Linked DNA regions of Homo sapiens: region 2 is linked to region 1. A link is an interaction called in ENCODE POLR2A ChIA-PET data of the cell type or tissue named here. Cell type or tissue: OCI-LY7. All regions are shown on one strand. Links, peaks and the distances in the headings refer to the core of each region. The heading gives the core; the rest is flanking DNA.

Region 1 (15,920 bases), core at 7,921-15,920:
AAAGTGGGCAAAGGACATGAACAGACACTTCTCAAAAGAAGACATTTATGCAGCCAACAGACACATGAAGAAATGCTCATCATCACTGGCCATCAGAGAAATGCAAATCAAAACCACTATGAGATATCATCTCACACCAGTTAGAATGGCAATCATTAAAAAGTCAGGAAACAACAGGTGCTGGAGAGGATGTGGAGAAATAGGAACACTTTTACACTGTTGGTGGGACTGTAAACTAGTTCAACCATTGTGGAAGTCAGTGTGGCGATTCCTCAGGGATCTAGAACTAGAAATACCATTTGACCCAGCCATCCCATTACTGGGTATATACCCAAATGACTATAAATCATGCTGCTATAAAGACACATGCACACGTATGTTTATTGCGGCATTATTCACAATAGCAAAGACTTGGAACCAACCCAAATGTCCAACAATGATAGACTGGATTAAGAAAATGTGGCACATATACACCATGGAATACTATGCAGCCATAAAAAATGATGAGTTCATGTCCTTTGTAGGGACATGGATGAGATTGGAAACCATCATTCTCAGTAAACTATCGCAAGAACAAAAAACCAAACACCGCATATTCTCACTCATAGGTGGGAATTGAACAATGAGATCACATGGACACAGGAAGGGGAATATCACACTCTGGGGATTGTGGTGGGGTCGGGGGAGGGGGGAGAGATAGCATTGGGAGATATACCTAATGCTAGATGACACGTTAGTGGGTACAGCGCACCAGCATGGCACATGTATACATATGTAACTAACCTGCACAATGTACACATGTACCCTAAAACTTAAAGTATAATAATAAAAAAAAAACATTATTCCAGCTAGGCATGGTGGTACACGTCTGTAGTCCCAGCTATTCAGGAGGCTGAGATAGGAGGATCACTTGTGCCCAGAAGGTCAAGGCTGCAGTGAACTGTTTGTGCCATAGCACTCCAGCTGGGGCAACAGAGCAATAACCTGTCTCAAAAAAAGGAAAAAAAACAGAAAAATTATTCCAAGAAGGAGTATAAAGCCTTCCCTAGACTTCTAAAGAGATCTGTAGCATAAAAAAAGATTCAAAACTCTTCTGTATCCAGTAGGATTTCTGAATCTGGAGGGATATATGCTGGGCCACACACAACCAATCAGCCACTTACTGTTGGCTACAAAGCGACCCATGAGGATTTAATTTTGGCCAGTCCAGCAAGCTGATTCCCTGATGTGCATATCCAGCCAAGCCTTTTTCACCCCACATATTGTCGGGACTGGTGCTTGGTTCTGGTTTGCATGTCCCCTTTACTACTGGCCTTGAACCCTCTATGGTGGGATCCAAGACGTGATGAGTGAAGAGCCTCAACTGCCCCCATGTTTGGCAGCAGAGAGAGAGAAGCTGTCTCCAACCACCCCCTCCAATTGGCCTGGGGTTCATCTTCAGATGGGCACTTGAGCCTCTCTTTTCCTCTGGAGCCACACCCCAGCTAGTTGAAGGGAGACAAAGTGGGTGAATCATACCTCTCTGGAGGCAGGGTAGCTCCATGCCACTTTCAAAACAAGACAAAACAAAATCCAATTTGAACTGGCATTTTTGGTTATTACTACCAGGCAGGGTGTGCTACTGGCATCTAGTGAGTAGAGACCAGTGATGTTGCTAAACATCCTACAAAGAGCACATACCCCCACAACAAAGAATTATCCAGCTCAAAATGTTAACAGTTCTAAGGCTAAAAGGGGTATCATTAGACCCTGTGACTGTGAAGTCCAGGGGTACAGACATTCACCCTGTTATCATCCTTCCAGCTCCATTTCTCATGTCTCAGGCTGCCTCCTCTTCCACCCCTCCCAGATGAAAAGTGGATGTTGTGGTCACATACCTTAACTTGACATACTATACTATCCAGAGGGAGAGAACGTCTCTATCCCAGCATTTCCACCAGAGTCCTGAGGTTCTCTCTGACTGGATCAGATCCACACGCCCTCCAGGAACAAATCTCTGTAGCTAGGGATATGGAATGCTTTGACTGGTTTGGACTTGGGCACATGTTTCCTCAAGAGCCACAGCTGAAATCCATTTACCTTGAAAATAGAAAATGAGAGCCATTCAGAGGGTCTGGAAAGGGGAGTGATAAATGCTGGAATGATAATCAACAAATACCAAATGCTCGTCTTTTCCCAATTCCCCTCTTGCTTTCTGGCCATTTTCCATGCAGTCCATCATCTTATCTTATCTTTTCTTTTCTTCTTTATTTTTTTTTCTTTTCTTTTCTTTTTCTTTCTTTCTTTCTTTTTTTTTTTTCAGACAAGGTCTCACTCTGTTGCCCAGGCTGGAGTGCAGTGGTGTGATCTTGGCAACCTCTGCCTCCTGGGTTCAAGTGATTCTCCTACCTCAGCCTCCAGAGTAGCTGGGATTATAGGCGTGTGCCACCACACCCAGCTAACTTTTGTATTTTTTGGTAGAGACGGGGGTTTCACTGTGTTGGCCAGGCTGGTCTCGAACTCCTGGCCTCAAGTGATCTGCCTGCCTTGGCCTCCCAATGTGTGGGAATTGCAGGTGTGACCCACTGCACCTGGCCCCACCATCTTCTCTAGTAACAAACTGGAATGCTTCAGCTATGACCTTTGTTTTTCTAATGCAAATTAGCTCAAACATGATGAGTAAGTTGGGAGAATGTTGTCAATATTTAGTGCCGGTTGGCCAGGTTCTGTTTTCTCTAGTACTTTAACATTTTGAAGTGATCTGGGGGCAAATTTTCTCAAAATTAGACAGCCTTAACAATATATGAAAATCTTAAGAAAAAGCTGACAATCCTATGCAGGTACCTTCCTTGAGTGCAAGCAGTGGTGGATTTGGTGGCTTCCACCTCATGGAGCTGTCTGGGAAAGCTGAAGATGAAGTTGAAGAATCTGCTTGGATTGGAGCAATGTGCTCGGCTTCCTCTCTGTACCTGGATCTACAACCTCACTGAGCTCACCTCCTGCTACTCTCCCATTCATCCATGCGGCCCCTGGCCTTCCTGCTGCCCGCTGCACATGCCAGCCAGTCCCTTTCATCTCAGGGCCTTTGCACCTGCTGCTGTTCCCTTTGCTGGCAATGTTTCTGGATACATGTCTCACTTCCCCATCTCCTCCAGGTCGTTGCTCAACTGTCGCCCTCTCCTTGAAGCTTTCTCTGACCACCTCCGATTAAAATCGCAACCCCACGTGGGCATTCCCTGTCTCCCTTCTCTGTATCATTGTTCTCTATAGCTCTTAACATTATATAACAAATCATACACATTTTTTTTTTACCTATTTCTTTGGTCTACTGTCTGTCTTTTATCCCCACTCTCTTTCAACTGTAACATTTGTGAGGGCAGGTATTTTTGTCTGTTGCATTCACTGTTGCATCTCTAGGTCCTAGGACAGGGCCTGGCATAGAGCTGAGCTAAGTAAGTATTAATGGCATGACCCAGTTAAATAAAAGTAGTGGGATCACCCAGAAGCTTCATTTTCCAGAGATGTGAGATCCAATCTGGTAGGCAGCCTCCTCTCGGGATTCTGGGCCAACCCATTGCATTTCTATAGAGCAATGGGCTGTTTTTTCATCTAGTTCCACGTGACAACCTCAGCTGGTCATTGTCCTTCTTCTTTTTGGTATAGATCTTACTTTTTTCAGAACAATTTGGGTTTACACACAACTTTCTGTATCTCCCTTTCTCTGTTTAAATAGACAAAGAAAAATACACTATGTTAGGGACTAATATCAGATTGATAGAAAAAAAAGACACCTGAATACATCTATGGAGAAATACAAATCCATATTTTATAAACAGATAAATACTTTGGGCTGGGCGCGGTGGCTCATACCTGCAATCCTAGCACTTTGGGAGGCCAAGGCGGGTGGATCACCTGAGGTCAGGAGTTCAAGACCAGCCTGGCCAACGTGGTGAAACCCCATCACTACTAAAAATACAAAAATTAACCAGGCGTGGTGGCAGGCGCCTGCAATCCCAGCTACTCAGGAGGCTGAGGCAGGAGAATCACTTGAACCTGAGGGGCGGGGGCTGCAGTGAGCCTAGATCATGCCACTTCACTCCAGCCTGGGTGAAAGAGCGAGACTCCATCTCAAATAATAATAATAAGAAGAAGAAGAAGAAGAAGAAGAATACTTCATAGAAGAAGCAGATTATCCTTACGTCTACAGCAGGAATGGAAGTTTCCTCACACTACTGTTAGATGTACAGACAAGCTGTAGCTCTTTTATTTTGCCTGTAACTTCTGTAGATTTCCTCATGTGTCCCTACTGGCTGGGTAGGGCTGGCGAAACTTGATTGATTTTAACCCTATAACTTTAGCTTAGTGCAATGATGAAAATATTCTCATTCAGTAAAATGGATAGGCTCTCAGGTCTTGCTTCTCCTTTTCTGTTTCTGCCCAACACAGCATCTGAGTAGAGCAGGGAAAGGGGGAACTTTATCTAGGAGTGACATTCAACATAATTAACTGATTTGACACAGACACAGACCCACTGGAGTGGATGCTAACAGCTAGCAATTAGTAGCCCTTCCAATGCAGACTGTGACTCTCAGCCCTGGCAAGGTGACCTCACAGCGGTGAAGTGAAGGGGAAGGGCTGTTTGTATTGGAGCAGTGTCTCTTGGCACCTCTGATCTCCACAACATTTCTTATCATCCTAGTTGCTGCTTATCCAGCTAGCTTTTGCAGGTGGAGCTGGTGACTGGTGTGGACTGGTCTTTCCTGACTTGGCTAGGGCACAGGAGTTCTCCCTGGCTGATTTGACCTCACCCCAGCTCTTGCTGGCACTGCAGGCTTATGGTGTAAGTTTAGACTCTGCCACAGTCTTCATTGGCCCCTCAGCCTGGGCTGCAGGTCACCTTGCTCTTGAAGGGTGAGTGCCATGTCATTTCTTTGGGAAATGATTCAACTCAGCTGCTTCCAGAGGACCATCTTGAGCACATGTGGGAGCTTCTGGGTCCTGTCCATACCACACAGGGACTGAGAATAGCTCAAAAAGCTAAAACTTTACAATTTTGCACTCCTGCCTCTACCCTCACTCCCCTGCTTAATCATGCTGTGCTGCAGAGTTTGTCCATGGCTGCTTTCCAGACAGTTCGTGGGGCAATTCCCTCCAGGAATCTGAACACAAGGCAGAATGCAAGCCTCCCTGCCCTTGCCAGTACCCTCTACCTGGCCCTCCTGCCCCTGCAGTATCTTTAACCCCTCTAATATCACTCTCCCTCTTCTGCCCGCAAACCACTGGGCTGGAGAATGTGAGTGTTTCACTTCCTCTTCCTGGTGTGGTTTTCACACACTAGAATGATCTGACAGCTTTTCAAAAATACCATTGCCCGTGTCTTACCTTCTCATCCTCCTTCATCTCCCCAGTTCTGATTTAACTGCTCTTGGGGGACCCAGGCATTGGTAGTTTTAAAACCAAGCACCCCAAGTGATTCCAATGGGCAGCCAGGGTTGAGCGTCGCTGTTCTAGGGCAGTTGTTATTAAACGTCCCTGCCTATTAAAATCTTGTGGGAGCTTTAAAAAATCCTGATGCCCAGGCTGCACCCCAGGCCAATTGAATCAAAATATCTAGGGAAGTCATTGGTATTTTTAAAGGGTCCTTGGGCTATTCCAATGGCAAATGTGAAAACTAGGGTCCTTCTAAGCCAGTTCTTCTCAAACTTTAATGCACTAATACATACAGTCACCTGGGGACCTGGTTAAAATGTAGATTCTGATTCAGGAGGTCTGTGGTGGAGCTTTAGATTTTGAATTTATAACAAGCTCTCAGATAATGACACAGGTGCTGGTCCTTGGACCATATCATTCTTCCCAGGGTGGCATTTGTCCCCCAACTCCCTTAACTAACAGGATTTCAGGAAGAGGAAAACTAGCTTGCGGGTAAATAGAAGACTTTCAAAAGGATTATACCCATAATATATGGCAACAGACAGCTTCCCAGTGGACACTGGGTTTATATTCCAAAAGTCACCTACAACTCTCTATTCTTCATGTTTTGGAAGGCTAAAATACTCAATTTTGAGGGCCCTCTCATAGCAAGCATACCACATGAGAAAGTTCCATGTAGTGAGATATAGCTAGAAGTGCCTGGGGAGGACTTCCTTTCCCAAATACAAAGCCCAGGTCTTAATAGAAGGAAAAAATTTTTTGTGTCTTCCTGCTTGGAATATGGCTTTGGGACCTGGAAGTAGAGCACCCATCTGTGACTCTGAGGAAACGGGCATGAAGATGAAGTCCTGGAGACAGGGTTGCCAAATAAAATATGAGACAACTGGTAAATTTGAATTTCAGATAAATAATGAATCATTTTTTAGTGTATGTGTTGTGGTCACCCTCTATATTGTCATCAACCCCAGAAATGGATGAACCCCTTACCCCAAATTTGGTTCAAAGATTGGGATTATTGATGCCATACCCCAAGAGGATATGAAAAGGTTTATGACTCAAATAATGAGGCTTTCTGAGGAGCACAGGGCAGGCTCCCAAGCAGGTCTGAAAATAGGTTGAGCAAGTGGGGAGGGCAGGCTGCCTTGGGGTTTTATGAAAGGGCTGAGGCCGGTGTGGTTTGAACTTCCAGCTGGCACGGAGGAAGGGAATTACTTTGACTTTCTTATCGTCTTGTCCAGGTGTAGGGAAGAAGGGGCAGGGGTGTGCTGGGGCTTGCAAGTTGTCAGCAAATATGGAAAACAAAGTCAGACTCTTTATTACCATAACTATGTTACAAATATTTTATGGGACATGCTTATACTAAATTTTTTCCATTCTTTATCTGAAATTCAGGTTTAACTGGATGTCCTAACCTGTGTTTTTATTTGCTAAATCTGGCAGCTCCACCTATGAAGTAGAAAAATAGAAGCCTGGTCCCTCCTAGTGATCTTCAGATGCTGCACTGATTCTGAGTTGCCCACTTCCAGACTTGTTATATGAGACAAGGCATTGGTGGTTTTAAAACCAAGCACCCCAGAAATCAGAGTGCTTTATTTAAGTCTTAAGAAATAGGACTTAAGTCTTATTCCTAAATGTTGCATTTCTGCTGACTCTTCTGATGGCAGCTAGTGGGCTATCCAATTCCACTTAGAAATCTTTATCAAGCCCTTAATTATACTGATGACTCTAATAGGAATGGCTATTGTGGATGCCAAGGACAGCACTCAAATGCAGCTTTGCTGCTTCCTAGCTTCCTAAGCTCTTCACCAACTTGTGCCTCCTCTTCTGTAAAATGGGCATGATAACCCATATTTCACAGAGTTGTTAGAATTAAATAAGATTGTGTGTATGAGATACTTAGAACAGTCTCAGTACTTGATAAGTCTTAGCTAATATGTACTTATTTATTTGAATTAGTTGAATTGCTTGCAGTAAAAATGTTATGGACTGAATGTGTCCCTTGTTTCACCCAACCAAATCCATTATATTGAGATCCTAAGCTCTAATTCGATGGTATTTAAGATGGGGCCTTTGGGAGGTGATTAGGATCAGATGAGGTCCTGAGGGTGGAAACTTCTTGATGGGATTAGTGCCCTGATAAGAAGAGATGTCAGAGGCTGTGCACAGTGTCTCACACCTGTAATCCCAGTACTTTGGGAGGCCGAGGTGGGTGGATCATGAGGTCAAGAGACTGAGACCAACCTAGCCAACGTGGTGAAACCCCATCTCTACTAAATGTACAAAAATTAGCTGGGTGTGATGGCGCAAGCCTGTAGTCCCAGCTACTCAGGAGGCTGAGGCAGGAGAATTGCTTGAACCCAGGAGGTGGAGGTTGCAGTGAGCTGAGATCACGCCACTGCACTCTGGCCTGGCGACAGAGTGAGACTCCGTCTCAAAAAAAAAAAAAAAAAAAGATGCCAGAGAGCTTGCTCTAGTCTCCTTCCCAGCTCCCCCACAGCAATAAGGCGGCTATCTGCAAGCCAAGAAGAGAGCCTCACCAGAACGGAAACTTGCAGGTGCCTAATCTTGGACTTCTAGCCCCCAGTGCTGTGGGAAATTTCTGTTGTTTAAGCTACCTAGTTTATGGTATTGTGTTAATGGCAGCTCAAGCTGACTAACGTAAAGATATTCTATGTCAATTTTCATGTAAATATCTTAGGTATGTTATTAATAACATTGTTGAATTCGCTATGTTTTTCAAGAAAGTATAACTATCATTGTTGGGGGAGGGTGGGAGCAGATTATGTACCTTATTTCAGAGATGGTCAAAATCTAAGAAATTGAGAACAACCACAACCACAGAATGTGTATATCATTATTTCAGCACTTTTTTTGAAAGGAACTCTGAAATTGGGATGTGACTTCTAATAGGCGAGGTCTTAGATTAGATCTGTGGTTTTCAACCCTAGTTGCATATTCAAATCATCTGGGGAGATTTTAACAAATATTGTTATCTTGATCCTACCCTCAGATGTTCTATTTAATTGGTCTGAGGTGGGGCCCAGGCATGAATCAGACAGACCTAAGGAATAGGTAAGTTAATTAATTAATTTGTTTGTTTGCTTGAGACAGAGTCTCACTCTGTCACCCAGGCTGGAGTGCAGTGGTGCAATCTTGGCTCACTGCAACCTCTGCCTCCCGGGTTCAAGTGATTCTCCTGCCTCAGCCTCCCAAGTAGCTGGGATTAAAGGCGCCTGCCACTATGCCCGGCTAATTTTTGTATTTTTAGTAGAGACAGGGTTTCGCCATGTTGGCCAGGCTGGTCTCGAACTCCTGACCTCAGGTGATCTGCCTGAGTAGATCTCCCAAAGTGCTGAGATTATAGGCATGAGCCACCGCCCCAACAGGAATAGGTAATTTTAAAGTAGATTTTAAAACCCTCTGCAGGTGAAGGTAAATGTATAGCCAGGGCCAAAAACATTAGATTAGATAAAATACTTTATGTACAAATGTTTACTCTGGGTTGAGGCTTCTTGTGAGGTTTATTAAAAAGTGGATCACAGGGAGAAAGATTCCCCTCAATGCTGATGACTAACAGCTTTTCAACAGGCTATCGCTGGTTAACTTCACATGTTTTAGCTAGTTTCCCTGCTAGTTCACTGATGGACAAGGGTTAAAAGCAGTTGTGTCAGCCACCAGAATAGCTATGGATCAAAGCTAAGTAGAGCACAGGGAATACAACGCTATGTAACAGAGAGCCAGAAACCCATCAGGGAGCTTGTGGCTTCTCCTTACTTGATTTCAATAGTACCAGGACTCTGGAACAAAATACTAGAGGTGCTGAGAAACTGGTGGAATTCTACACTATGTATCTCATCAGGAGGCTGTGCTATATGCAGAATTCCATGAAACCTTAGCAAAGAGCCAGAGATTCAAGTATTTCAAAAGGGGATTTTTTATTGTGTGGAGTCTGCTGGTTGATTAGAGAAATGACAATCAGGTGAGTATATTTCTGACTAAAGGCAGTGATATCTGGTCTGTTTGGTAATGAAATTGAGCATGTTTCTGCTTAGCTACATATTTTGCCTCTCGCCCTTTATATTCTCATTCATGATGATGAAGTCACCTTTCAGAGACACCAGACACATACATGTGTTTGATGGCAGTGTTTATTCTTCACTCTGTTGGACTGTGAATTGTTTAGATATTGTGAAAGTAGATCACATGTTTACATTGCAGGTATCTCCTTTCTCCAGCCCCTGCTATCCCACGCTGAACAGCAAAACAAAGAGTAACACTTTCTCTAGTTTGACTAGTTCCTCCAAGCTTTTCACTTTTCCTTTTTTGCTGCAGGTTAATCTTCAATCAGCAGATCTCCCCGTAAGAAGTGAAACTGTTTTGTGTAACCTGAATTGCATTGAATTCCTTAGGTCTGTCTGATTCTAAACCAGTTTGATTCTCACAGTGAGAAATCAACATGGCACTGATGGTGGTCCTTTTTGTCCAGATAAACTTGATCCAGTCTGTTTCAGTATTGGCTGAAAAGACCAAATCACTGCGTTATTTAAATTCATGCCCTGAGATCCTGAAAGTGGAGTCTCAAAACTGATAGAAAGCCTTGCCTTTTAAAAATGTGCATGCGAGATTACTCAGAAGGAATTAAGTTCTAGCAAGCTAACAATGGTAAACAAAGCCTCATTTCATTCTTCCCATAAAAATTTGTTTTCTTTTTCTTCCAAGTCTTGCCCATTCTAACCCAGCTTTACAGTTCCATGGTCAAGGAGAGGAGATATTTCTTTTATTGAAATACATTTTATTGAAAACTCTTGGTAATACGATGAAACATTAGCGTGAACACAAAGGCAAAAGCAAATTAAGCGACAAAGAGGCCTTTTGAGCTGAAGGGCTGAAACCGCCATTGCAGAATATAGCTAAGAGGATTGTTGCAGTGAAAGATGTCTGACTTAACTGACTCCATCTTGCTTCCAACCTCCAAGCTGTCCTTGTTCATTCCTGGGCGTAGGCTGAACTGACTTTGGGAGGAACTTAGTTTATAGTTTAACTTTGAAACAAAAACGTTAACAGCCCTTTCCCAAAACAAATTCCTTCTTGCCTGTGGAATAGACTGCCTTTGTAGGACTAATGAATTCACCACAAAATTATAAATTATGGTTTACGAGTCATGTAGCTGGATGCTACAAAATTCTGACCCTTCCCAAATTGCTCCTGGGGATAACATCACTATTATAAAACCTAAGATCAGTACTTGAGATATTTTGTAGAACCTGCACCTTATGGATCAGCTGGCACCACCCAGGTGGATAAACTGGCTCATCGCATCTTGTGGCCCCCACCCAGGAACTGACTTGGCTCAAGACAGCTTCTACTCCTTATGATTTCATTGCCAACCCAGCCAACCAACACTCCTGACTCACTGGCCCCCCACCCACCAAATTTTCCTTAAAAACTCTGATCCCCGAATACTTGGGGAGACTGATTTGAGTAATAATGAAACTCCTGTCTCTGCACTAGCCAGCTCTGCATGAATAACTGTCTCCACTGCAATTTCCCTGTCTTGATAAATTGACTCTGTCTAGTCAGTGGGGCAAGGTTGAACCCATTGGGCAGTTAGAAGGCTATTTTGCCCATTCCTGAAACAATCTGTGTTATTGGCCTTGAGCTATGGGGCGTGCTTGAGTTTATTTTCTGAATGTTTGCGAGGCACAATTAACTCAGGGAGGAGCCATATGTCATTACCCAGTACCCATTCTAGAGGTAATGTAGAGGTTTTCTCTCTCTCTCTCTCTCTCTTTTTTTTGGTTTCTTTTGTTTTTTGGAGAATGGAGTTTCACTCTTGTTGCCCAGGCTGGAGTACAATGGCACAATTTCGGCTCACCGCAACCACCGCTTCCCGGGTTCAAGCAATTCTCCTGCCTCAGCATCCCAAGTAGCTGGGATTACAGGCACGTGCCACCACACCCGGCTAATTTTTGTATTTTTAGTAGAGACAGGGTTTTGTCATCTTGGCCATGATGAAACCTCCAGGCTGGACGAAACTCACCTGAGCTCCTGACCTCAGGTGATCCGCCCGCCTCATCCTCCCAAAGTGCTGGGATTATAGGTGTGAGCCTCTGGGCCCAGCCTCTTCTGCTTGATTTTTTAAAGACAGGATCTTGCCCAGGCTGGAGTGCAGTGGCATGATTATAGCTCACTGCAGCCTACAATTCCTGGACTTGAGGGAATCTCCTACTTCTGTTTCCTAAGTAGTTGGAACTACAGGGACATGCTACCACACTTGGCTAATGTTTTTAAAAATTTTTATAGAGACGAGGTCTAGTTTTATGGCCCAGCCTTGCTCAAACTCCTGGCCTCTAGCTATCCTCCCACCTTGGCCTCCCAAAGTGCTGGGATTATAGGCTTGAGGCACTGCACCCAGCCCCTAGATAATTTTTTGAATTTTTATGAATTTAAAACAATTGAGGGTGTTGTTCTCAAACAGGAATTCAAACCAAAACAGAAAATTTATAACATGATGTGGCTAATCCATGAAGCAAAGCTGTAGTTCCACAGAGCTAGAAGAAAACTCACTGAGGGTTTATAAAGCATGGTACCAAATATATTTATACTAGTTATTGTTCTGAGGGGAGATTTTATTATTGACAGCTTTGAGCTTTTGTTCAATTTGAAGGATAAGAGTTTCTTCTGTTCAGGTGCTTTTGTTTAAGCTGTTACATGGGAGATGGTCTTGCAGAGAGCCTTCTAAAAACAAATTTCAATTTCAAGGGAAACAAAATAGCAACATTAACATCAGTGCAGTTTTTTTTTTTTTTTGAAACACTGAAACATTTATTTTGTGAGATGAGTCAGAGCCTCCCTCTGTTGCCCAGGCTGGAGTGCAGTGGCATGATCTCAGCTCACTGCAACCTCTGCCTCCCAGGTTCAAGCAATTCTGCCTCAGCCTCCCAAGTAGCTGGGATTACAGGCGCGTGCCACCATACCCAGCTAATTTTTTATATTTTTGGTAGAGACAGGGTTTCACCTTGTTGGCCAGGCTGGTCTCGAACTCCTGACCTCAAGTGATCTGCCCGCCTCGACCTCCCAAAGTGCTGACATTACAGGCATGAGCCACCGGCCCAGCCTGAAACTTTCCTTTTAATCTCAAAACAAAATGGGAATAGTTTTGCCATTACATATGCTTAACATTTATAAACTAAAAACTGAACTCAAAAGCATAATTAAATAACATTTTATTGCAAATGAAAAATATACAAACATTTAAGATTTATAAACTTTCTAAAATCAACAGTAAAAACACTTGCAAAATATAAGGCTTCATGAACAGTTTATTCAAAATATTTGAGAACATTTCATATATTCATATATTTTTCCACAAAGCTTTGTTGGCGGGGCTAAATAGCATTTAGTTCAGTTTTTCTGGTTTTATTAAGAAAAATATTTTTATTGGAATAATTTTGTATTGGTGTTGAGATAGTATGATGAATTCACTTTCACTTGCATTATTTAAAATGAGATAATGTGACAAATTGAGAAAAGATGAATGTATAAAAATAGGCACTCAATGGTCCTTTTAAGTCTCTAGTGACAAGACTGTAAGAATTCAAATGTTGATTCAAAGAAAAGTACATTTTACTAAGTGCCTATTATCAGGCATAATGCCAGATGCTTTCCATGTATTTAATACTTTAAAATATGTGTTAATTTCATGTGCTAAATCCAAAGGGTCTTATGAAAATTGTGCAATCTGAACTTATAATAAATAACCATTGACCTAAGAATAAAATTGTAAGACAAAAGTATAATGAAACTTATCTTTACAGAAGTAGGAAAATCTTTCCATTTGTCCTGTGTGAGCACAACTTTGTAATCCTTAATAACACACATGCAGATATTCACATAATAAATCTTAAGATATGTACATGATGACAAAGTATTAAAATATATACATAAACTACCAGTTAAGACTAATAGTCTGAATATAGGGGTCCAGCATTTTATTCTTCCTTAGAAAATATCTTCCTATTTGGGAATTTTTTTTTTTTTTGAGACGGAGTCTTGCTGTTACCCAGGCTGGAGTGTGGTGGCACAATCTTGGCTCACTGCAACCTGCCCCTCCTTGCTTCAAGCAATTCCCTGCCTCAGCCTCCGGGGTAGTTGGGATTATAGGCACCCGCAACCATGCCTGGCTAATTTTTGTATTTTTAGTAGAGACGGGGTTTCACCATGTTGGCCAGGCTGGTCTTGAACTCCTGTCCTTGTGATCTACCCGCCTCAGCCTCCCAAAGTGCTGGGATTACAGGTGTGAGCCACTGCACCCAGTCAAAAATTTTTTAGTGTTAGATTTGCAACAACATTTTTTTTTTTAATGCATGTGCATCAGTAACTTTTATGTAGACAGTTTTCAAATATTTCATTGTTTCTCAGCATACTTCAACTCATTAAATCTTTCCCAGTCTTCCTCCTGGGCATGCATACATGTCAACATCAGTTCAATTTCCTGTCCAGGGTACACAATGAGCCTTGTGTTTGGGAACCTTTGACCTGGTCATAACGTACCAAGGGCAAACACCTTGTAAAAGGTGACACAAAGAAATGTCTGAAACTTAAATTCGCCAGAACACAGAATCACCAGAGTCCCAGGTTGGATGTCAAGAAAAGTGCCATTAATTTCCTCACCAAGGTGTCCTAGAGAGATCAATAAAGTTCTTAATATTAAAAGAAAAAATATTAAAATTTCTGCAATTTTCAAATGCCACTTTATCAGAAGATACTTTTTTGGGTCAGGGTCTCACTCTTGTCACCCAGGCTGGAATGCAGTGGCACAATCATAACTTACTGCAGCCTTGAACTCCTAAGCTCAAATGATCCTCCTGACTCAGCCTCTTGATGTTTTTTACATTTTTTAGAGACATGGGGTCTAGTTTATTGCCCAGGCTGGTCTCAAACTCCTGGGGACTAGAAATCCTCCCACCTGAGCCCCCCAAAGTGTTGGAATTACAGGTGTGAGCCATTGCCCAGACAGAAGATACTTTTACTACAAACTTGTGTTCATAGCTTATATATCTGATATACAAGTAAAGTGAAACAGCAATCAACAGAGTAAACACATTTTTGACCTGAGGTATCAACCCATGGACCTTCCATGGATTATCGATTTTCAAAAACGTAGAATGCATTAGAATTGCACTCAACACTAAACTATGCTGAAAAGACTATAATGTATAATGGAACATTAGGGCCTTGCAGCCATCTCAGGTAGGTTGTCATTGTGAACATCAGTCATTGTTTAATAGAACTGTGGAAATGCTGAAGTTAGTTTAATCGAATTCTGAATAATAAAGTTTACCATTATTACCTCAGGTAGTCTTGAAGTAGCTTAGAAACAAAAACCAAACCTAATAACATTTAAGGTTAGAGCAGAAAAACATTCAGTCTACCTGAATTTTTTTTTTTTTAATGACAACTTTTTGGTTAGGATTTTTGTTTTGAGAAAAATAAGATTGTTATAAAAATAAGATAGCCAATTTATTTTCCATAAAATCAATAAGTGACAGTAAATCTGTCCATCACATTAAAGACCACCAAAAATGTTATTCCTGCCATGCATTTGAAATGAGAGGGGAAAATTTTATAAACATTTTAATGTGCGAAAAAGGTATTTTCCTGCAGTAGCCCCTGAGATCTTAGTATTTTGTTTGCCAGGAAGTTAACTTTCTATCCTATTAGAATATATCTATTTTTAAAGGTTAGTAACTAATTATAATTTCCTTAATAAGGGTGAAAGTGCAAAATTTCAAGAGAGCCATTATGATAATTTGTTCAGATTTTTCACAAAGATTTTTCTAGTTGCTTCCAAACAGTCTGTGGAAAACTCACTCTTTAGGGATAAAACATTTGAGAGCAATCGAAATGTAGGATATAATCCTGAAATAATGTAGCAATCTTTTACAAAAATCTCTATATCAACAAGAAAAATAACCTTTAGGATAATAGTAAAAGAAAAGGAAAAAAAATGAACATAAGTGACTCCAAAGCTGAATTCACCTGGACTTCTTCAGAAACTCCATTTTGTCCTATGTCTTCCAGACCTGAGTTAATTAATGGAACCTGTGAAAACAATCACGTGTCTGTGTTTTTGTGAGAAGAAAACTTTTTCCTTTATCTGAAGTATTTTTCTCTTCCTCCGTTCTCCCTCTTTAACTGGTAGTAAATTCCTATGATAATGTCAATAAGTTACAATTCATAAACTCTTCATGGGTGGGTATGTCTTGTGTATTCTAGCCCACTAACAAATAAAGCAGGCTTTTTTTTAAATTTCTTTTTTCTTAAAATAACTAATTAGCTATCTAGTTTAAGAAGGAGGTGCAGAAGGAAGAACAAAGCACCCGTGGTTTCACTTCTGTTTTAAAAAAAGTTTTTTAAAGCAAAAGCCCCTGGCCCTTTCTCTTCTTCTTTTTTGAGACAGGGCCTTGCTTTGTCACCCAGGCTGGAGCACAATGGCGCAATCTGGGCTC
Region 2 (15,920 bases), core at 3,972-11,971, 770 kb before region 1:
TTTTTGCACATTGATTTTGTATCCTGACACTTTGCTGAAGTTGCTTATCAGCTTAAGAATTTTTGGGCTGAGACAATGTGGTTTTCTAAATATACAACTATGTCATCTGCAAACAGAGACAATTTGACTTCCTCTTTTCCTATTTAAATACGTTTATTTCTTTCTCTTGCCTGATTGCCCTGGCCAGAACTTCCAATACTACGTTAAATAGGAATGATGAGAGAGGACACCCTTGTGCTGGTTTTCAAAGGGAATGCTTCCAGCTTTTGCCCATTCAGTATGATATTGGCTATGCGTTTGTCATAAATAGCTCTTATTATTTTGAGATATGTTCCATCCACACCTAGTTTATTGAGAGTTTTTAACATGAAGAGATGTTGAATTTTATCAAAGGCCTTTTCTGCATCCATTGAGATAATCATGTGGTTCTTGTCATTGGTTCTGTTTATGTGATGGATTACATTCATTGATTTGAGTATGTTGAACCAGCCTTGCATCCCAGGCATAAAGTCGACTTGATCGTGGTGGATAAGATTTTTAATGTGCTGCTCGATTTGGTTTGCCAGTATTTTATTGAGGATTTTCACATCAATATTCATCAGGGATATTGGCCAGAAATTTTCTTTTTTTGTTGTGTCTCTGCCAGGTTTTCATATCAGGATGATGCTGGCCTCATAAAATGAGTTAAGGAGGAGTCCTTCTTTTTCTATTGTTTGGAATAGTTTCAGAACGAATGGTACCAGCTCCTCCTTGTACCTCTGGTAGAATTCGGCTGTGAATTCGTCTGGTCCTGGGCTTTTGTTGGTTGGTAGGCTATTAATTACTGCCTCAATTTCAGAACTTGTTATTGGTCTATTCAGGGAGTCTACTTCTTCCTGGGTTAGTCTTGAAAGTGTGTATGTGTCCAGGAATTTATCCATTTCTTCTAGATTTTCTGGGTTTATTTGCATAGTGGTGTTTATAGTATTCTCTGATGGTAGTTTGTATTTCTGTGGAATCAGTGGTGATATCACCTTTATCATTTTTTATTGTGTCTATTTGATTCTTCTCTCTTTTCTTTATTAGTCTAGCTAGTGGTCCATCTATTTGGTTAATCTTTTCAAAAAACCAGCTCCTGGATTCATTGAATTTTTGAAGGGTTTTTCATGTCTCTATCTCCTTCAGTTCTGCTCTGATCTTAGTTATTTCTTGTTTTCTGCTAGCTTTTGAATTTGTTTGCTCTTGCTTCTTTCATTCTTTTAATTGTGATGTTAGTGTGTTGATTTTAGACCTTTCCAGCTTTCTGTTGTGGGCATTAAGTGCTATAAATTTTCCTCTTAACACCACTTTAGCTGTGTCCCAGAGATTCTAGTATGTTGTTTCTTTGTCCTCATTGGTTTCAAAAAACTCATTTATTTCTGCCTTAATTTTGTTATTTACCCAGTACTCATTCAGGAGGAGATTGTTCAATTTCCATGTAGTTGTGCGGATTTGAGTGACTTTCTTAATCCTGAGTTCTGATTAGATTGCACTGTGGTCTGAGAGACTGTTTGTTATGATTTCCATTCTTTTGCATTTGCTAAGGAGGGTTTTACTTCCAATTATGTGATCGATTTTAGAATACGTGCTATGTGGTGCTGAGAAGAATGTATACTCCGTTGATTTGGGTTGGAGAGTTCTGTAGATGTCTATTAGGTCCCATTGGTCCAGAGCTGAATTCACATCCTGAATATCCTTGTTAATTATCTGTCTCATTGATCTGTCTAATATTGACAGTGGGGTGTTAAAGTCTCCCATTATTATTGCGTGGGAGTCCAAGTCTCTTTGTAGGTCTCTAAGAACTTGTTTTATGAATCTGAGTGCTCCTGTATTGGTTGCATATATACTTAGCTCTTCTTGATGTATTGATCCCTTTACCGTAATGTAATGCCCTTCTTTGTCTTTTTTTATCTTTGTTGGTTTAAAGTCTGTTTTATCAGAGACTGGGATTGCAACCCCTCCTTTTTTTTTTTTTTTTTTTTTTTTTTTTGCGCTTGGTAAATATTCCTCCGTCTCTTTATTTTGAGCCTATGTGTGTCTTTGCACGTGAGATGGGTCTCTTCAATATAGCACACTGAGGGGTCTTGACTCTTTATCCAATTTGCCAGTCTGTGTCTTTTAATTGGGGCATTTAGCCCATTTACACTGAAGGCTAACATTGTTATGTGTGAATTTGATCCTGCCATCATAATGTTAGCTGGTTATTTTGCACATTAATTGATGCAGTTTCTTCATAGTGTCATTGGTCTTTATATTTTGGGTTGTTTTTGCAGTGGCTGGTACCAGTTTTTCCTTTCCATATTTAGTGCTTCCTTCAGGAGCTCTTGTAAGGCAGACCTAGTGGTGAGAAAAATCCCTCAGCATTTGCTTGTCTGTATAGGATTTTGTTACTCCTTTTCTTATGAAGCTTAGTTTGGCTAGATATTAAGGATGCTGAATGTTGGCCTGCACTCTCTTCTGGCTTGTAGGGTTTCTGCAGAGAGATCCACTGTTAGTCTGATGGGCTTCCCTTTGTAGGTGACCTGACCTTTCTCTCTGGCTGCCCTTAACATTTTTTTCCTTCGTTTTCATGTTGGAGAATCTGACCATTATGTGTCTCGGGGTTTCTCTTCTTGAGGAGTGTCTTAGTGGTGTTCTCTGTATTTCCTGAATTTGAATGTTGGCCTGTCTTGCTAGGTTGGGGAAGTCTTGTGGATAATACCCTGAAGTGTATTCTTCAACTTGGTTCCATTCTCCCTATCACTTTCAGGTACACCAATCAATTGTAGGTTTGGTCTTTTCACATAGTCACATATTTCTTGAAGGTTTTTTTCATTCCTTTTCATTATTTTTTCTCTAATCTTGTCTTCATCCCTTATTCCGTTAAGTTGATCTTTAATATCCAATATCCTTTCTTCCGCTTGATCAATTCAGCTATTGATACTTGTGTATGCTTCACAAAGTTCTCCTGCTGTGTTTTTCAGCTCCATAAGGTCATTTATGTTCCTCTCTAAACTGGTTATTCTAGTTAGCAGTTCCTGTAACCTTTATCAAGGTTCTTAGCTTCCTTGCATTGGGTAGGAACATGCTCCTTTAGCTCAGAGGAGTTTGTTATTACCCATCTTCTGAAGCCCACTTCTGTCAATTCATCAAACTCATTCTCCGTCCAGTTTTGTGCCCTTGCTGGAGAGGAGTAGAGATCATTTGGAGGAGAATAGGCCTTCTGGTTTTTGGAATTTCCTGCATTTTTGCACTGCTTTTTCCTCATCTTCGTGGATTTATCTACCTTTGATCTTTGAGGCTGATGATCTTTGGATGGAGTCTTTACGTGGGGGTCCTTTATGCTGATGTTGATGTTGTGGCTTTCTGTTCGTTAGTTTTTCTTCTAGCAGTCAAGACCCTCTTCTGCAGGTCTGCTGCAGCTTGCTGGAGGTGCACTCCAGACCCTGTTCACCTGGGTATCACCAGTAGAGCCTGCAGAACAACAAAGATTTCTGCCTGCTCCTTTCTCTGGAAGTTTCGTCCCAGAGGGGCACTGGCCTGATATCAGCTGGAGCTCTCCTGTAAGAGGTGTCTGTCAACCCATGTTGGGAGGTTATTCCCAGTCAGGAGGCACAGAGGTCAGGGACCCACTTGAGAAGGCAGTCTGTCCCTTAGAAGAGCTGGTGCACTGCGCTGGGAGAATCCCTTTTGTCAGGATCAGCTGCTCTCTTCAGAGCCAGCAAGCAGGAATGATTAAATCCGCTGAAGCTGCGCCCACAACCACCCCTTCCCCCAGGTGCTCTATCCCAGGGAGATGGGGGTTTTGTCTGTAAGTCCCTGACTAGGGCTGTTACCTTTCCTTCAGAGATGCCCAGTGAGGAGAAATCTAGAGAAGCAGTCTGGCCACAGCTGCTTTGCCACACCCAGCCCAGAGCACCCAGCCTCCTGAGCAATGTCAGGAGAAAACTGCCTTCTAAAATGTCAGTAATGGCAGATGCCCCTCCCCACACCAAGCTCGATTATTCCAAGTTGTCTTCAGACTGCTGTGCTGGCAGCAAGAATTTCAAGCCAGTGGTTCTTAGCTTGCTCGGCTCCATGGAAGTGGAACCCACTGAGCTAGACCACTTGGCTTCCTGGCTTCAGCCCCCTTTCCAGGGGAGTAAACAATTCTGTCTCACTGGTGTTCCAGGCCCCACTGGGGTATGAAAAAATACTTCTGCAGTTAGCTCGGTGTCTGCCCAAACAGCCCCCCAGTTTTGTGCTTGAAACCCAGGGGCCTGGTGGGAATCTCCTGATCTGCAGAGTGCAAAAACCATGGAAAAAGTGTAGTAACCCGGCTGGGTAGCACAGTCCCAGGTGCCACTGGGGGTATGAAAAAATACTTCTACAGCTAGCTCAGTGTCTGCCCAAACAGCCGCCCAGTTTTGTGCTTGAAACCCAGGGCCCCGGTAGGAATCTCCTGATCTGCAGATTGCAAAAACCGTGGAAAAAGTGTAGTAACCCAGCTGGGTAGCACAGTCCCTCATGGCTTCCCTTGGCTAGGGGAGGGAGGTTCCTGGCTCCTTACACTTCCCGGGTGAAGCAACGCCCCACACTGCTTCTGCTTACTCTCCATGAGTTGGACCCACTGCCTAACCAGTCCCAGTGAGATGAACTGGGTGCCTCAGCTGGAAATGCAGAAATCAACCACCTTCTGCGTTGGTCTTGCTGGGAGCTGCAGGCCAGAGCTGTTCCTATTCAGCCATCTTGGCCCCTCTCCCACCCCTTTTTTTGGGGAGGAGGGAGTCTCGCTCTGTCACCCAGGCTGGAGTGCAGTGGCCCAATCTCCACTCACTGCAACCTCCACCTCCCAGATTCAAGCGATTCTCTTCTCTCAGCCTCCCGAGTAGCAGGATCACAGGTGTGTGCCACCATGCCCAGCTAATTTTTGTATTTTTAGTAGAGACAGGGTTTCGCCATGTTGGTCAGGCTGGTCTCAAACTCCTGATCTCGGGTGTTCCTCCTGCCTTGGCCTCCCAAAGTGCTGGGGTTACAGGCGTGAGCCACGGTGCCCTGCCACCGTTTCAAATTTAAGCCTAATAATAAACAGTTAAGAAGTTGTATTTTGAGAAGCAAGCCCAAGTTTTAAAAGATATTATTTCAAAGTTTTATAAAAGTCAATATTTATTCAACAAAAGCCAGTATTTATTATCTTCCTTTTTTTTTTTTTCCTTTTAGACGGACTCTTGCTCTGTTGCCAGGCTGGAGTGCAGTGGCGTGATCTCAGATCACTGCAACCTCCGCCTCCCAGGTTCAAGCGATTCCCCTGCCTCGGCCTCCTGAGTAGCTGGGACTACAGGCATGTGCCACCATGCCCAGCTAATTTTTTGGCCAGGATGGTCTCAATCTCTTGACTATATTTTGTATTTTTAATTGCCATTAGCATATATCAACTAAGCGCTATATAGATGTCCTGATCGCCTCCAGTTTATTCTAATGAACTGCACAAAGATTAGCGTTTTTCTATGTGTGCCATGATATTAAAAAGATTGGGACATATTGGCATAGAATGTCTAAACAGAGAGAGAGCGAGAAATGCACAGGTGGATAAGTCGACATAAATGGGAGAAGGGCTTACCCATCCTGTGTGACTAGCAGGAAGAAGGTAATGAAAGTTATAGAATACAGGCCACTTTATACATTTGTGACAGAAAGACAAAGTAGTTGAAGATATTGGCAAGAGAATGGTTGAAATTATTGGCAATGGAATTGAAGCTAAGTAGGGATGAAAAGAAAACAATCAGATAGGGATAAAATTAAGAGTATCAAAGATCTAGTAGTCAGTATGATGCCAAAGAACAGGTATGTGCGGGATTACCTATGTGGGAGAGCTGAAAGAATATGATGTTGACTAGATGGTGGAATGTAAATATTTCATATTCAATGAATTTATGCCTTGGCCACAAAAAGCTTTGTTGTCATTAAAACAGAGGCGATGGGAAGTGAAAGGGAAAGTCATTTGCGACCCTGGGGTTTCTGAGCTGCTGTCTAGTTCAACAGTTTGATTTCCTCCAAGCCAGTGGAGTAGAGATTTGAGAATTTTACAAGAACTGAGATAGCCCTGTCTACATTATCAGAATCTAGTTCAGTTCATGAGTCACAGAAGTAAATATTTGTTCATATGTCAGATCTACTGTAGTTTTCAGACTTTTATCAAACTGCAGCACTTCTTAAAGATCCTCCAAAAAGCAGGCTTACCAAGAAATGTAAATTCCCTGGCAGGTTTTGCAGGTCATTCCAAAAAAGCATAGTTTCATGCAAATGAAGTTTCAAGACAATTACCTCCCAGCTATTTCTTGCAAATACATTGTCAATCCTGAGTCTTGTCTAGAGAGAAATCTTGCATCTGCCACTGTGTGAATTTCTTCTAGAAATAATTTATTCTTTTCTTTTTTTTGAGATGGAGTCTCACACTGTTCCCCGGGCTGGAGTGTGGCGCGACCTCAGATCACTGCAACCTCCGCCTTCTGGTTTCAAGCAATTCTCCTGCCTCAGTCTCCTGACTAGCTGGGATTACAGGTGCACACCACCACATCCGGGTAATTTTTTGTATTTTTAGTAGAGATGGGGTTTCACTATGTTGGCCAGACTGGTCTCGAACTCCTGACCTCATGATCTGCCCACCTCAGCCTCCCAAAGTGCTGAGATTACAGGCGTGAGCCACTGCACCCAGCCTCTTCTAGAAATGGTTTAAGAGGACTTCACAAATCCTGGACTCCCAGAATGTATCTTAATATATAGACTATTATTTTGAGGCATATTTTGTTCTTGTTTTCCTTTTTTCAGCAGAAGATGAAGAGAAGCATCAATAAAATCATGGAGCCCATGTGTCAGTATGAATATGAACCTAAGAAGAATCTATTAATACCTCTGAGATACTAAATCATATAAAGTTATAAAGTACCTAACACAGCATCCAGGACTTGGTTTGCATGCAGAAAATGTGAGTTCTTTTTTGTTTTTCTTGAAGATTTAAAGTACTAGAAAGGAGTTTGGAAAAGAGAGAGAGAGAGGTAAGCATAAAAGTGATATAGCCTATATTGTTAATTTAGAACCATTCCCGGTAAACTATTGCAAATAATTTGTCTAACTTTGTAATTAAAATTTAAAACAAAAAGTTTATTTTTAAGGGGAAAATAGGGCTTCCAGTGATCATTATTCCAGCTCTAATCGATGCTGTTGTGTAAATTATGTTATTTTTGTTTTTGCCTTAATTCCAGCTCTATCTCCAATATTCTGAGTATTGCATTCAAACACCAATCTGTCTACTTTGTTATAAATATGAAGAGTCAGCTCTCAGTCAAAAGTTAGAGGAGAGTTTTTTCCACGTCTAGGTGACTTTATAATTTCACTATAACAAATATTTGAAAAAAAAAAAAAAAGGCTTTCTGAATAGCCATACTCTGCTTTTCTTTCTTGGACAGTTTCATTTTCAGGCAGAGGCAAGGATTAAAAAAAAAAAAAAAACCCCTCCACAGGAGGTGACCCTTTCTACAGTGCTCCTCATGCTGTCAATCAAACCGAGAACCATCTGTCCCTCTTTAGATTTCAGGAGCCATCTTGCACATCTGCTGTGCCTTTTCTATTGCCACTTATAGAACACACTAAGAGCTGTTAGATGAATTAGGGGAACCAGAGTGCAGCTGCATGTAGCTGGTTTGAATTTTGCAGCTGGGTCCTACACATCAATCTCAGTCTTAAAAAATTTTTTTAATGAGATTAGAACTACAAAATTATTTATTTATTAATAGTAACTTCTAAGAAAGTGGGTCTTAAATTTTTATTCTCTGAAAGTTTAAAACATATATTTTTACAACTCTCACCAAATGTTTAAAATTCAAGCCAACTGTAACATTTAAATAGTTATTCACGAGCTCCTCTTAAGAAAAAGTGTCACATGAAAAAAAGTTTTTAAAACTTTGACATAAGCCAAATACTTTCTGATATAGAAGTAAGTTTGATGCCTGTTATAGAAATGCTAGAAGTTTGCAGGCCACAAAACTAAAATATTAGCAGCTTTAGGCCAGTTTTTGTTTGTTTGTTTCCCCTTTGGGACAGGGTCTCACTCTGTCACCCAGGCTGGAGCACAGTGGATCTGATCCCCAGTTCACTGCAACCTCCACCTCCCCGGCTCAAGTGAGCCTCCCATCTCAGCCTCCCAAGTAGCTGGGACTACAGGCACATGCCACTACGCCCAACTAATTTTTGTATTTTTTGTAGAGACGGGATATCACCATGTTGCCCAGGCTGGCCTCAAACTCTTGAGTTCAGGCGATCCACTCACCTCCGCCTCCCAAGGAGCTGGGATTACAGGCGTGAGCCACCACCCCCAACCAGTTGCTGCAGCATTTTCATATGCCTGTAGGATAACACTTACCACATCACAATTGTTTGTTTACCTGTTTTGCCCACAATACTGATTCTTACAAGTAAAGGGAACCCCCACACCATATCAACAGTATCACGTATACCAGACTCTTTCAAAAATGTTTCATTAAATGAAAAATCATAATATGTAATAGAAAAAGTGTTGCGATATTTCTTGAAAGATGCAATCGGAATTCCACAGGCTCTTAACTTGACATCCATCCCGCATCATGCCAGATAGAGGTCATGACAAGAGCCTGTGGAATTCTTCTGCACCTGTACCCGTATAGTATGTTTTCCTCTATGACACACACAGCTCTTCTGCCTGTGCTCCTATCCAAGACCAGCCCTGTACTTGAGAGGTAGATTCCATCCTCTCTCACCTACTCAAGGTATTCACCTACTCAAGGTACCCACCTCTAGCAGTTCGACCCATTCTGTCTCCCATCCTTGGTTTCTCTTCACTGTAAGAAAATTCCCATCAGCTTATGAACAAGTTATGATTCTCAGCTTTAACAGCAAGAAAAATCCCAAAGCTTTTCTTGACCTCACATTCTCATTTTTTTGCTCTTTTATGGCAAAACTCCTTGAAAGAATTATCTCTACTTCCTGTGTCCAATTCCTCTCTTCCCAGTCTCTCTTGGGCTCACTCCAAACACTTTTACCCTAAGCAAATGTCCTTGTCAAAGTCTCCATGACCTTTGTGTTATTAAATCAATCTTTCAATTCTCTATCCTTGTATTATGCGACCTATTCTAAAGCGTTTGACAGTCAATCACTCCTTTATTCTCTTCTCTTGTTCCAAAATTTGGCCCCCTTTTCTTTTTTCCCTCTATCTAACTGACCACTCTTTTTCAGTTTCCTTTGCTGGTTCTTTCTTGTCTTTCTGATTTCCAAATTTTGGGGTGCACTTTGACTCAGACAGGCCTTGGACATCTCGGTAGCCACTTTCTTGGTAACCTCTGGTGTCAAGGCTTTAAATACCATATCATAAATGCCAAATTTAGTTTTCTTTTTCTTTTCTTTTTTTTTTTTTTTTTTTTTTTTTTTTTTTTTTGAGACCAACTCTCACTCTGTTGCCCAGACTGGAGTGCAGTGGCATGATTTCGGCTCACTGCAACCTCCACCTCCTGGGTTCAAGCTATTCTCCTGCCTCAGCCTCCCAAGTAGCTGGGAATACAGGCATGCATCACCAAGCCTGGCTAATTTTTTTGTATTTTTAGTAGAGATAGGGTTTCACCCTTGGCCAGGCTGGTCTTGAACTCCTGACCTCAATGATCCACCCGCCTCAGCCTCCCAAAGTGCTGGGATTACAGGCATGAGCCACTGTGCCCAGCCCCAAATTTAGTTTTCTAGTATAGACCTCTCTCTGGAACTTCAGACACATATGTCTGCCTACATGTATCTAATTTGCATCTCAAACTTTACATACCTCAAACCAAATTCCTGGTCTTTGACACCACAACAGAAAAAAAAAATGAAACTTTTCTTTTCAGTCTTCCTCATCTTCTTCATCTCATTTGAAAGCTATTCCTCTTTCCATTTCATTTGACTAAAATCTGTGGAGGCATCCTTGACTCTTCTTTCTCTCTCACTCTACATAAAATTTCTTTGTGACTCCTATTGGATTTATCTTCAAAGTATATCCATAATCTGATCCCTTCTCATTATTATTGTTATTATTACTTTGAGACAGGATCTCACTCTGCTACCCAGACTGTAGTGCAGTGGCATGATCTTGGCTCACTGGAACCTCCACCTCCCAGGCTCAGTAATGGTGAATTGTATTATGCAGATATCTGAGAGCAATTACATAGAGCCTAAGATGGGTACCTGCTTGGCATGTTTGAGAAAATGCAAGAGCAGTGCTGCTGGAGTGTAATTAATGAGGAAAAGAATGGTGGAGTATAAGGTCTGGAGGAAAGGAAGAGAAAGACTGCAGGGCCTCCTATGCCATTGTAAAGACTTTGGCTTTTATTGGAGAAATGGGAAGCCATTTGGAGGGTCTGAGCAAAGGAGTGGCTATCTGACTTGGATTTTAACAAGATCACTCTGGCTACTGTGTTAAGAGTAAAGTGAAACAAGACGTGGAGGCCAGTTAGGGGACTTCTGCAATAAGTTAGGCAAGAGATCACGATGATGTGAATCAATGTGGTAGTGGGAGATCTAATGAGAAGGGATCAGGCCAGGTGCAATGGTTCACGCCTGTAATGCCAGCACTTTGGGAGTCCAAGGTGGATGGATGGCCTGAGCTCAAGAGTTTGAGACCAGCCTGGACAACATGACAAAACTCTGTCTCTATTAAAAACACAAAAAATTAGCCAGACATGGTAGTGTGTGCCTGTGGTCCCAACTACTTGTAGGGCTGAGGTGAGAGGATCATGCCACTGCATTCCAGCCTGGGCAACAGAGTGAGACTCCGTCTCAAAAAAAAAAAAAAAAAAAGAAAGAAAGAAAGAAAAAAGAAAATTGCAACTCCTCTCTTCTTTATCTCCCATCCTCAATCACTACCCACTGCAGACATTTCCTATCCCCCTTCTATTTCCTGCCTTTTTTTCCTCCACTTCGGTAGCACTTACTACAGTCTAACCTCTTGTTTTACTTATTCCTTGTCTCTCTCTAGGTAAGCACCATGAGGCAGGATTTTAATTTTTTTCCCTGATGCATCCCTAGTGCCTAGAACAGTGCCTGACGCTCAGGTGCTCAACTAATATTTCCTAAAAGACTAAATAAATAAATAAATTGTAGTCATTGGTGAGTATATATCATATGCCAGGGACAGATAAGAGAATCCCTTGAGCCCACGAAGTTCGAGGTCTGCCTGGACAATGCAGCAAGATCTCATCTCTTTTTTTTTTTTTTTTTTTTTTTGAGATGGAGTCTCACTCTGTCACCCAGGTTGGAGTGCAGTGGTGCGATCTTGGCTCACTGCAAGCTCCACCTCCCGGGTTCACGCCATTCTCCTGCCTCGGCCTCCCGAGTAGCTGGGACTACAGGCACCCGCCACCGCGCCCGGCTAATTTTTTGTGTTTTTAGTAGAGACGGGTTTTCACCGTGTTAGCCAGGATGGTTTCGATCTCCTGACCTCGTGATCCACCCGCCTCGGCCTCCCAAAGTGCTGGGATCTCATCTCTTAAACACACACACACACCGAGTTCCTAAAAAGCTAACGCACTCTGCTCCTAAAAATCTAGATTTTTTTGGCAGAGATAATAATAATATCTAATATTTCGCAAGCACCAGGCACTGTTCTAAGAATGTTACATGTATCATTTCATTTAGTTCTCAAAATAAGAGGTGGATACTATTAAATAATATTTTACAAACAAGGGGACCAAAGCACTGAAATTAAGAAGCACACTCAATGTCACAGAGCTAGTAACCAGTGATACTAGGATTCAAATCCATACGGTCTGATTTTGGAACTCATATAGTTAAGTACTTAAGTCTGCAACATATAATGCAATAAGTCACTACTGTGATTAAAGGGAGCCTAGGTTATTAGAGGAAAACATAGCAGGGCAAACTTTCTGGGAAAGGTGATTTTGAGGGACCACAATTAGTTAGCCAAGGGAAGAACAAAGGAATGGGTGCTTAGGGCAGAAAGTGCAGCATATGCACCAACAGGTGAAAGAGTGGGGTGCTTGGGCATCCTACAAATGTTATTAGTAATAGCTAGAGAATAAAGTGGCAGAGAGAAGGTGATAAGAGCTGATAAGGTAGACAGAGGCCGTATCATGAAGGGCCTCAAATGTCATAGTTAGGATTTTACATTTTAACTTTTTTTATTTATTTTTATTTATTTATTTATTTTGAGACAGAGTCTCACTCTGTCACCCAGGCCAGAGTGCAGTGGCGCAATCTTGACTCACCGCAACCTCCACCTGCCGGGTTCAAGCAGTACTCCCTGCCTCAGCCTCCCTAAGTAGCTGGGATTATTGGCGCCCACCACCGCTCCCAGTTAATTTTTTTGTATTTGTAGTAGAGATGGGGTTTCGCCAAGTTGGCCAGGCTGGTCTCAAACTCCTGACCTCAGGTGATCCGCCCACCTTGGCCTCCCAAAATGCTGGGATTACAGGCGTGAGCCACCGCGCCTGGCCTTTACATTTTTATCTTGAAGGCAATAGGGAAGCCATAGATGGATTTTAAACAAGGAAATGGAAATAAAATAAGGTTTGAATTGTAGAAAAATCACTATGAGCTGTGTAGGTAACAGATTAAATTAAAGGAAAGGAAAACAGCTATATTAACTAAGGCTGTTTTAGTAATACAAGGAAAAAAATGAAGGCTTGAACTAAGATGGTTGAAGTGGTGATGAATACAGGTGAACAGATTTAAGAAATCATAAAAACATATAATCAAAAGGACGTGGTTACCAACTAAGGAGGGTTGTTAAAGAGGAAGAGGACAAGAATGACTCTCAGGTTTGGTAACAGTACTGGGTGGTAGAACCCCTGACTGCCATAGAGAATACTAGAGGGAGAAAATTTTGATTGAGGGAGAGAAGTATATCAGCTGAGTGCTGGATGTGCTGAGTTTACAATTGTCTTAGTTTCTTTGTGCTGCTATAATAGAATACCACAGGCTGGGTAATTTACCAAAAACAGAAATTTATATCATATAGTTCTGGAGGCTGGGAAGTCCAAGATCAATGCACCAGCAGGTTCAATTGTACGGTGAGGGCTGCATTCTTCAGAGGGGAGGAACACTATGTTTTCATGTGGAGGAATGGGTTAGGGCAAGCCAGCCAAATGCTGCAATGCCTCTTCTGTAAGGTCCTTAATCCCATTAATAAGGGAGCAGCCCTCAGGGGATTATCCCTTGAGGCACCATCTTTTTCCTTTTTTTTTTCTTTGTTTTTTGTTTTTTGGAAGTAAGGTCTCACCCTGTCACCCAGGCTGGAGTGCAGTGGTGCAATCACCATTCACTGTAGCCTCAGACTCTCAGGCTCAGGTAGTTGAACCACCTCAGCTTCCTGAGTAGCTGGGATTACAGATGCATGCCACCACACCCAGCTAATTTTTTTGTATTTTTTGTAGAGATGAGGTTTCACCACCTGGTCCAGTCTGGTCTTGAACTCCTGGGCTCAAGTGATCCTCCTGCCTTGGCCTCCCAAAGTGCTGGGCTTATGGGCTTGAGCCACTGTACTTGGCTAGCCCCATGTCTTAATATCATCACATTTGCAACATCTGGGTTTTGGAGAGAGTATACACAAAACATAGCAGAATACCCAAGTGGAGAGCTGTAGTGAACAGTTGGATGTATTTGTCTGGAGTTACTAGCTCTATGACACTGAGTATGCTTAGGTCCCCTTGTTTATAAAAATAGTATTTTAATAGTATCCACCTCTTATTTTGAGAACTAAATAAAATGATACATGTAAAATTATTCTGATACAAAGTGACAGTGCCGATCTGGGGCTCAGGAAAACATCCGGTCTAGAGACATCAGGCCATAGATGAAGTTGATGTCATAGTAGCAAAAGAGTGAAATGAACCCTGGGAAACACCCACGTTTGAAGCAGTGGCTTTGAGCATCAAATCACCTTGGGAAGTTTTTAAAAATACAGATTCTCTGGAGCCCCTCCCCAAATCTACTGAAGCAGAATCATCAGAGATGAGAAGAAGGAATCTAAATTTTTAAGTGCTCTCAGTTGATTTTGCTTGGGCCAGCCTGCAACCGGAAACCAGTGATTAAAATGATGGAAAGAAGAGATCAAGAAACATACTTTTAAAAAAAGGCAAGAAAGAAAGGGAATTAATATTAATGCCTAACATTTATTACACACTTAGTATGAGTCAGGTACTGTTCTAAACACTTTAGAGCAATATAATATGAATCCTTATAACAACCTGATAGATACTTGGTACTATTATCCTCACTCTATAGATGAGGAAGTTGAGATACAAGGGCGGCATGTAATTTACTGAAGTTCATATTGCTAATAAGTAGTAGATCCAGGATTTAGATCTAGTCCATGCTCTAGATTAGTGCCTCTCAGATTTTTTTTTTTTTCTTTTTGAGACAGGATCTTGCTCTTCACCCAGGCTGGAGTGCAGTGGCTCAATCGTAGCTCACTATAAACCTGAACTGCTCCTGAGCTCCCACTCAGACCTGCTCAATCAGAACCTGCATTTTAAACAAATTCATAAGCACTGTAGTCCCAGCTACTCAGGAGGTTGAGGCAGGAGGATCACTTGAGGCTACAAGTTTGAGACTAGCATGGGTAACATATCGAGACTCTGTCTCTACAAAAAAATTGAAAAATATAGCCACCTGTTGGTGGTGTGTGCCTGTGGTCCCAGCTACCCCAGAGGCTGAGGCAGGAGAATCGCTTGAGCCCAGGAGTTTGAGGCTGCGGTGAGCTGTGATCGCACCACTGCACTGCAGCCTGGGCAACAGAGTGAGATCCTACCTCAAAAAAGAAAGAAAAGAAAGCTGGACTGGGTTGCTCACGCCTGTAATCCCAGCACTTCGGGAGGCCGAGGTGGGTGGATCACAAGGTCAAGAGATCGAGACCATCCTGGCCGACATGGTGAAATCTCATCTCTACTAAAAATACAACAATTAGCTGGGCATGGTGGCACGCACCTGTAGTCCCAGGTACTCGGGAGGCTGAGGCAGGAGAATCGCTTGAACCTGGGAGGCAGAGGTTTCAATGAGCCAAGATTGCTCCACTACACTCCAGCCTGGCAACAGAGCAAGACTCCATGTCAAAAAAAGAAAAAAAAAGTTAATTTAAAAGGGCAAGGGCAGTGATAATTCTGTGCTATCAACCACAGTGTGATGAGCCAAATCAATCTTATTCTGTGTATCTGTGGTCTAATTTTAAAAATCCAGAATTTGAAATGAGTTTTAAACATTCTTTATAAATTTCAAGAAAAAGGTAGAGTGTTCCTGAGTAGAAAAGAGAAAAAGAAAAAAAAATCATAAAAGTGATTTTGGAAAAGAATGAAAACTAACAAAATGGAAAGTCCTTTTCCAAAGTTGTCCAAAAAGGTGTTTTAATCAAAGCAAAAAACTAGAATATTTTCTTTAAAATGTTTTTCCAAATTTATTTATTTATTTATTTATTGAGACAGAGTGTCACTGTCACCCAGGCTGGAGCACAGGGGCGTGATCTCGGCTCACTGCAACCTCCACCTCCCGGGTTCAAGCGATTCTCCTGCCTCAGCCTCCCTAGTAGCTGGGACTACAGGCGCCTGCCACCGTGCATGGCTAATTTTTGTATTTTTAGTAGAGATGGGGTTTCACCATGTTGGCCAGGCTGGTCTTAAACTCCTGACCTCAGGTGACCTGCCTGCCTCGGCCTCCCAAAGTGTTGGGATTACAGGCGTGAGCCACCACCATGCCCGGCCTGTTTTTCCAAATTTAAATGACAAATGCTAAAGAAGCCGGACATGAAACTGAATGAAGAAAATTGAGATGGCTTTAATTTTAGAAAACAGAGTATGAATATTATCTTTTCTAGAGATCATTAATTTATAAAGCCAGCATATAACTGTATAATTCATATACCCCTAAAATACAAAAAT

Evidence for each region. ChIA-PET counts read pairs that join two places held together with the same protein. Peaks named below come from ENCODE experiments on the same cell type or tissue, not always from the same donor. Only the 100,000 strongest peaks of a DNase experiment are listed, where the experiment ranks them.
Region 2: POLR2A ChIA-PET joins it to region 1 with 5 read pairs; 1 of 35 experiments calls an interaction of 5 or more read pairs at or near these places.

The regions. Positions count from the first base shown.
Region 1 is chr4:48,036,872-48,052,791 of GRCh38, reverse strand. NIPAL1 (NIPA like domain containing 1) reads right to left here. Exons shown (of 6, transcript NM_207330.3): 6 at 12,619-15,920. Among named protein-coding and RNA genes, the nearest start is that of NIPAL1, 28 kb to the right of the region's middle. RefSeq lists enhancers at 4,960-5,159, 15,780-15,839, 15,860-15,920. In OCI-LY7, for the core only: no CTCF peak of the experiment used is centred there; DNase peaks (open chromatin) are centred at 7,941, 15,521 and 15,821; H3K4me3 peaks cover 2,480 bases; H3K27ac peaks cover 3,615 bases.
Region 2 is chr4:48,805,805-48,821,724 of GRCh38, reverse strand. It overlaps a transcript of OCIAD1 not described here. Among named protein-coding and RNA genes, the nearest start is that of OCIAD1, 17 kb to the left of the region's middle. In OCI-LY7, for the core only: no CTCF peak of the experiment used is centred there; DNase peaks (open chromatin) are centred at 5,984 and 7,594; H3K4me3 peaks cover 2,508 bases; H3K27ac peaks cover 3,072 bases.